Linked DNA regions of Homo sapiens: region 2 is linked to region 1. A link is an interaction called in ENCODE POLR2A ChIA-PET data of the cell type or tissue named here. Cell type or tissue: PC-3. All regions are shown on one strand. Each heading gives the region's core, and the rest is flanking DNA. Links, peaks and the distances in the headings are about the cores only.

Region 1 (2,500 bases), core at 1-2,500:
GTTGTGTGCTAAGCTACCACTTTACGGGAGAACCCAACCATCCAGAGTTTCTGCATTCAATCCTCAGTGTGTTGAATCTAGAAATTAACAAGTCAGGGCACGGCTGCTTTCACGTGTTTGGATCTAACTGGGAGAAGGGTGTTTATGAGCGGAGGCTGATGCATAATTCAGTAGAATGCCGCGGCTACTACAAGCAGAGGAGAACCCCAAAGTGGGGATGTCGATACTGAAGCCGCAGCACTATTGCAGCTGCCAGAGTGCAGCTTTGCAACCTACAGTTTTCAGTTCATTACCACTGAGGCCTGGGTGGTAAACTCGTCACAGGAAAGAAGCTCCCATATCCTATCCTTTACATCAACAAATGAAACAGTGAAGGAAAACTTTACATAGAGGAGCCAAGAGTAAAAGAATGACTGTGTGGGGACTGCTGAGCCCTCTGGGCCTCAGTCTGAATCTGGCTGCCTTGCCATGAGTTGTGAAATGTTTACACAGAGATTAACTTCCCCAAGCCTCAATGATCTCATCTCGAAAATAGGTGTAATAGTGACAACTCTCCAGAATTGTCATGAGAACAGAGCTAAACCAAGCACCACATCTAGCAGGGAATTGGCACCTAATATACACCTGGGTGATGGTAACTATTGTAAGAGCAATGTGAGGAAGTATCATGCTGACCATTAGTTCTTATGCCTTACGTTAAGAAGGGCCTTTTCCCTTATTCCCATCCAGAGCCAGGCTTAAGTAGATAAATGTTTTTAAGATTTAAAAAATTAAAATTTAATTATAAATTAAGATTTAAAAAACTAAAATTTAGCAGATAATTTAAGGATTTCAGCCTAACCTGTGTGACCGTTTAAAAGCATGTCATGGTGGCCGAGCACAGTGGCTCATGTCTGAAATCCCAGCACTATGGGAGGCCAAGGAAGGCAGATCACTTGAAGTTTGAGACCAACCTGACCAACATGATGAAACCCTCACTCTCCTAAAAAATACAAAAATTAGCCGGGCATGGTGGCATGCACCTGTAATCACAGCTACTCTGGAGGCTGAGGCAGGAGAATCTCCCAGGAGGCAGAGGTTGCAGGGAGCTGAGATCGTGCCACTGCCCTCCAGCCTGGGCAACAGAGTGAGAGACTCTGCCTCAAAAAACAAAACAAAGCCCAAAAAACATGTCTTGGCTATAGTTTAACCTGCCAATTGAAAAATAGAAATACGTTTAAACTTTAATTGCAAAAATGAGAATTTTGGCTGCAATTTAAATACATCAGTTGATGAGATAGAAATCAGTTGTGAGGGAGGCCAGCCTGAAGTACTCAGACTGAGAGTCAGCAAGTGCCTTAGAGGATTCGTTTATTGCCACCAGGTGTAAGAGGACTGTGCTCATTCAAAGCCTTGGGGAAGCCCTCACTGCGCTGAGAATAAAACCTCTCAGTTCCTCTTTGGTGGTTTCCCAGGCCCTGACTCATTAGTACCTGGTTTCTTGAACATGGTGAGCTCTTTCCTGCTTTGGGGTATTTACACATGGTGTGGAGGTTGCCTTTCTAAAATCACGAGCTGAAATGCAACCTCATGGACCTCACCCACCTTGCCTGGCTGCCCACCAGTGTTTTCCACTTACTAGGTTTTCCACGTAGCTGTGAGTCCACCACGTTTAATTATCTGCTTGTGTATCTGCTTGTTTATTGCCAATCACCTTTTTGGGAGAGAAGCTCCCAGGTACCAGGCAGTGGTATTCATTATGTATCTCCCGCACTCAGTGAGTATCTGGCACATAGTAGGCACCCAATAAATAACTGAATTAAAGAGTGCAAAAATAAAATAGGTGAAAGCAACATAAAAGCAGGTGAGTACATCTTGAGCCAGTTTTAAAACAGAACCTGTTTTACTGGCATTCGGAAGCTTAACAGAAATAAAAAAAAGCCAAACTAGAGTTGACCACATTGAATAAGTATTCTTTCAGTTTCAGCCCATTCAATAATTGCTCATTGTCAAGAGCTAAAACAGTTAAGATCACCTGACTTTCACTTTTGTTGCCATTCTTGTACATGCTAACTTGACTGAAGGTCTTTGTTTTTTATGTATAATGGAGTCAGGAGCCACAGTGGCTCGCTGGATCATTTAAATTTAAACTCTTCTGCCTAGTTTTCAAAATGCCGATAGTTTTGCCTTTATTCCATCTATCCAGCGTTTCCTGCTCATAAATCTTGACCTGCTTTCCTTTCTGGGCAGAACAGGCTGTGCTCTGTGCTGTAAAGGAGAGGTCCCTGCGGGTGATCTGACCAAGGTCCTGACTGGTGGGTAGGAAGACTTGGGGTTGATGCGGGAGAGGGCTTGAGTGCACCAAAGCAAGAAAACAGGAGTCAATATGGAGAATTTGGATAAACATGCATTGCTTGTAGTGCTATTTGAGGGTATGTCTCGAGAGGCAAGAGGAGATAATGTCAAGGTAGGAGTTAAGAGGGACCAAGTCAAGACCAGCCTTGAGAGATAAGCTCTGGGG
Region 2 (5,612 bases), core at 1,833-4,332, 960 kb before region 1:
ACTTGAAAAAGCCATTGCTAGATGCATGTATACAGATTCCCTCACCTCCCCAGGATCACTCTATCAGCTGGCCACCCAGTCCCATCTCCCAAACCAACCACGGATACTAGCTTAAGATCTCACCATAAAAATAAAAGGTCAGGCGGCTGAGGCAGAAGGATTGCTGAAGGTCAGGAAGTTGAGATAGCCTAGACAACATAGCTAGATCCCATCTCTACAAAACATTTTTTTGAAAAGTTATAAGGGCATGCTGGCATGTGCCTGTAGTTCCAGCTACTCGGGAGGCTGAGGTAGGAGGATCGTTTGTGCCCAGGAGGTTGAGGCTTTAGTGAGCCATGATTTCACCACTGCACTCCAGCCTGGAGGACAGACCAAGACCCCCATCTCAAGTAGGCAGGTAAATAAATAAATATAAAAGGTGCATTCATAAATTAATTCAAGGTTGCCAGTAAATGGTTCTTGGATGTACCACAATGTTAAAGTTGGAAAGGACCTCAGAGATCCTCACATTTATGTCCTACTGAACTACCAAGGACCAGGAGGTTACATGCCTTTTAATGGGTTAGATTTAGGGAAGGGTGATGTCGGAAGAAGGTAGATGTCCCAGACCTCTTCTTGCTCCACCCCCACCAATGCTGACTTAATGATATTTTATATGTGGTTCAACATTTCATGTAGTTTAATATGTTTTATGTTACACATATTAATTACTTCTATGGGTTTAAGTTTCCAATAGCACATAGATTTTTTTTCTTTTATATCTAGTTCCTAAGTTCTGTCAGCTAATTTCTGAGTTTTTCCAGTTCTGAAATAAAATGTTGTTCTTTCACATCTTGTATTTAAAAAAAAATCTTTCAGATGTTTTGAAGCTACAGGTTACAATTTTGATCTGCTTTAGGGGCTTTTCTTTCTTATGTGAGTTCATTCTCTGTGGAAATGGATTCTTTCAATCACACTATTTTCTTCTTCTTTGTGTAAATTTAGCCCCCATTATCATTTGGTTCCTCGTTGTTAGGTTAGTTTAGCTTCACTGAACATCTAGAAGAAAATGTAGTTAATAGTAATTTTTCTAATGTCACAGAATTCCTACTTCTGTTGCTTTTCAGAACCATAATGGTTTGCTTCCTAAAATGTTGGCTGCTTCCTCTTCACCTTCATGTGGACCTTCTATTTCCTTTGTCTTTCTGTTGCCCCTATTTTGCTCACCTTTTATTCCATTCCCACCAGTGTTTCTTCATTATGAGGTCCTGAGCTGGAAAGCATCAATGGTGGCTCAGTTCTGAGAATTCACAGTTACTAGGCCCTTCAGATTTACCTAGGGCTCCTTTCCCTCACCTGCTATTCCACTGGACAAAATCCCTCTTAGTTTCAGGTGCTGCTCTCAGTCTTGCCCACTGTGCTTTCCAGTAAATCCTTGCTAAGGAGTTTCTGCTTTTCTCAGGTCCCTCTGTTTTCTTCACACACATATGAATGTCATGCAAGTATTATGGCTCACCTGTCTGTTTTCATCTATTCATCACTTAGTCCTATTGTAAATGTTGTTCATGGGTTTTTGATTGCTATGCAGTTGTGTTTCATTCATGTGTGGGAATTTATAGGGATTCAAAAACTGTGATGCCACTGCCACCATCATCCTAAAATCCCAAAAGCTACCGGCTTTTTTTTTTTTGTAGCATTATCTCTTCTAAGAAGTCTCCAATTTTTATTTAAATTATTTTTGTTCTTATTGCTTAAAAAAGAATGCTTTTGAATTTCATATACCAATTTTTTTATTGCTGCATTTAGTCTATTAATACAGCTACATGCCATAATATATATATAATATTGTATTATCCTCACATTTCTTAAAATATTGAAAATATTTTCTTGCTCCTCTTACTGCAATATTAATTTAAATGCATTATTGGGATGTTTTATCTATGTAACTATACAATCAATAGTTGTTTCAAATATTTATTTAAATAATTTTTTGAAGTACAATTTACTCAGAGTAAAATGAGCACATCACATGTTTAAGAGTCTCAGAGTAGGTATATCACTTTAAAAATTACCAGTTTTCCAAAGTGGCACCATTGCATGTTCCCACTAGCAACATATGAAAGTTCTGGTCACTCCACATTCTATGCTATTTTTGATAGAGGGTGATATCAAGATTACTAAGCCCTAAGAAATGATTTTGGAAGGCTTCCATGTTTTTTCTATGCTCCAAAATTTTTCAAATATCAAAGGAAGCATGTGTTCCATCAAAGGCAACGTCCCCATGATGTCTATCAGTCAGAATCACTAATGCTTATTTGGTTCATCTAGCTGACTAGTTGGGTGGATTATCTTCTTCCTTCAATGTTCACTCCAAATACATAACTTCAGAACATGGTTATCGTTTCTTCCCGGTGAACGCTATGTAAGTGCCTGTGTTCCTATAGTGGAACACCCAACAAGCTCTTTAACATTTATGGGGTGTTATCAATGAAGAGGTCAAAGACTTTGTTAGAACATTATATGTGTAATTTTAAGAGTGAAAAGCCAGAAAGTGAAACTAGAAGTTTAGACAATTCTTAGAAATGCTTGCATGTGAAAAGAAACATCAGCCAGAAAATACATGGTTTTGAAATGCTGAGGGAAATAGCCTCCAAAGACGGAGAATCAGACAGAGAAGGAAACATGAATTTTTCTCTTTCCTCTCTTTATCCACTAAAATGGAAACTCAACGAAGACAGGAATTTCTGCCCACTTTCATTACTGCTGTTTGTCCAGAACTAGGACAAAGCCTAGAATTCAAGAGGCACTCATGTTTGTGAATCATTAAATAACAGAACGCAAGGTGGGGACTCAGTCAATAAATACTGGGGAAGAAGATAACTTTTGAAGCTGATGGATAAGTTTATGACCTGAATGTGGTGGTCTCAAAAGGTGTATACTTACCTCCAAACTCATCAAGTTGTATGCTTCAAATATGTACTGCTTTTTGTATGTTTATCATACTTTAAGTGGTCTAATAAACAAAAAAAAAATGAAATTAAAAAAAAGCCTTACACGAGAGGCTAAAATATCTTGCTTACAATTCTTCATGCATTTATCTTGAGCACACTACATATTCCGTAGTGTGGCATTTCAGACCTTTCAAAATCTACCCTAGCCTACTTTCACCTATCTCTCTCCCTCACCCCTAAATCTCAATGCTTTACAAGTATTTCCACACACTTTTGTATCCCCTATGGCTTTATTTATAATCTCTCCTCCGCCAGGAAAAACCTTCCATACCACTATGCCTGATGAAATTCGACCCATTTTCCCTCAGTTACTCACTTACTAACCTGGGTGTGGGTAAGAATAGCAGGTAAAATCTAGAGTCCTTAGTATGTGCGGGGGAGCTATGGTTCTGTCCTCAAACATTCTGATAAGACAGGTGTCATTTGCATTTGAAACTTGAGAAACTAAGTTTCAAAGAAGTTGTGATTGCTCAAAATAACAGATAATTGGTGGCTGAACTGTAATTGAGCCCAGAATGACTTGATTCTAAAGTTTGTGCTCTTTCCCCTACACCATATGACTTTCCAGGACAATCCATCATTCCTTTAACTGGGAATACACTTACCTTTTGTATTCCAATTATCTTTATCTGTCAATACACTGTGAGTTCTTTGAGGGCAGGGATTGCTTTATCCCCCTTTTTACCCAAAGGGCTACTAATGAGAGTAAGAACTTATTCTACTGAATGAAAGTGAATTGTAGTGTTGTTTACAGGATAAATTCTAGGGCTCAAATAATTCCATGTTAGACATTTTAAACACAATGTATTTTCCCAAAAGTGAGAATTCCAAGGGGCCAAAGGAGCCCTGTTCACATAGATCCCAGGTCAAGCACACGAGTATAATGCAGCTACTCTAGCCACCTGACTTTCAAAGAAGTTGCCGTCAGCCTGAAATGAACTCCTTGAGGACACTTCTAAATCATCAGATATATGGAATAGGGTGGAGCAGCTCTTGGTAAATCTGCTGTCCTGTTTTCCGGCAAGAAACCATAGCCTTGGAGAATTAAGAACCAAGTGTGTTTTTCAGTTGGCTTCAGAATATTTATCCTGTAAATAGTTGACCTAGTGCCTTTATTCATGTATTTTATTCTAGTGGAGCCTGTGATCCCAGCTATTAGGGAGGCTGAGGTGGGAGAATAGCTTGAACTCAGGAGGTGGAGGTTGCAGTGAGCTGAGATCACACCACTGCACTCCTGCCTGGGCGACAGAGTCAGACTCTGTCAGAAAAAAAAAAAGAAAAAGGAAAAAAAAGGTGGGGGTGGCATGGTGAAATAGTCTAAAATTTGAACAATAATGGGCTACATAACAGGGCATTCAATGAAATATTGCACAACAATTTAAAATGATGGAGCTATATTTTAGAGAATTGTAAATATTTTCAAAATTCATTGAGAAAAGCTGATTAAATGAAACACATACTTTGCTTTATACATATGTGTTACACTAAATATTTATTTTGTACTTTTCTTAAGTTTAAAATTTTAAATACAGCTCATGGGTAATGTGAAATACAAAGACTCTTAAAGAGGAAGTAGATTGGCACCAGTCAAAAATTTTACTGACACCTGGCCGGGCACGGTGGCTCACGCCTGTAATCCCAGTACCTTGGGAGGCCGAGGTGGGCAGAACACGAGATCAGGAGATCGAGACCATCCTGGCTAATATAGTGAAACCCCGTCTGTACTAAAAAATACAAAAAATTAGCCGGACATGGCTGGGCGTGGTGGCTCACGCCTGTAATCCCAGCACTTTGGGAGGCCGAGGCGGGTGGATCACGGTCAGCAGATCGAGACCACGGTGAAACCCCGTCTCTACTAAAAATACAAAAAAAAAAAATTAGCCGGGCACGGTGGCGGGCGCCTGTAGTCCCAGCTACTCCGGAGGCTGAGGCAGGAGAATGGCGTGAACCCGGGAGGCGGAGCTTGCAGTGAGCCGAGATCGCGCCACTGCACTCCAGCCTGGGCGACAGAGCGAGACTCCGTCTCAAAAAAAAAAAAAAAAAAAAAAAATTAGCCGGACATGGTGGCGGGCACCTGTAGTCCCAGCTATTCGGGAGGCTGAGCCAGGAGAGTGGTGTGAACCCGGGAGGCGGAAGTTGCAGTGAGCTGAGATTGTGCCACTGCACTCCAGCCTGGGCAACAGAGGGAGGCTCTGTCTCAAAAAAAAAAAAAAAAATTTTACTGACACCAAAAAAATCTATGTGATACAACTATTATGAATTGTTTTAAAAAGAATAGAACATAAGAAATTATTTTAATAGTGCATTAAATATTTTATTTAAATTAAGAAGTATAACAAAATCACATACATTTGTTCCACGGTTTGAATAAAATTTCCAATAACTTTCAAATAATGCACACATAGTATCGCATGGATCAAATTCCGTACATTTCAATATGGTCATGAGATAGGCTGTATTCCAAAATTTGGTATATAAATCCATACATAATATATACTATATACATTGACTTTAAATAATCTAACTATGTCATTTTTAAAAGTCAAAGCAACTTATTTCTAATGAAAGTTACAATATGCATGCCATATTGACACCTATTCAATAGATAAAATCTAGGAAAAT

Evidence for each region. ChIA-PET counts read pairs that join two places held together with the same protein. Peaks named below come from ENCODE experiments on the same cell type or tissue, not always from the same donor. Only the 100,000 strongest peaks of a DNase experiment are listed, where the experiment ranks them.
Region 2: POLR2A ChIA-PET joins it to region 1 with 5 read pairs; 2 of 35 experiments call an interaction of 5 or more read pairs at or near these places.

What each region holds. Positions count from the first base shown.
Region 1 is chr13:109,160,942-109,163,441 of GRCh38, forward strand. All of the region lies in intron 32 of MYO16 (myosin XVI), which reads left to right. Among named protein-coding and RNA genes, the nearest start is that of MYO16-AS1, 5.1 kb to the right of the region's middle. RefSeq lists a silencer at 1,323-1,382. In PC-3, for the core only: no CTCF peak of the experiment used is centred there; a DNase peak (open chromatin) is centred at 1,430; H3K27ac peaks cover 2,266 bases.
Region 2 is chr13:108,202,160-108,207,771 of GRCh38, forward strand. LIG4 (DNA ligase 4) reads right to left here. Exons shown (of 3, transcript NM_206937.2): 3 at 5,283-5,612. Among named protein-coding and RNA genes, the nearest start is that of LIG4, 11 kb to the right of the region's middle. In PC-3, for the core only: no CTCF peak of the experiment used is centred there; no DNase peak of the experiment used is centred there.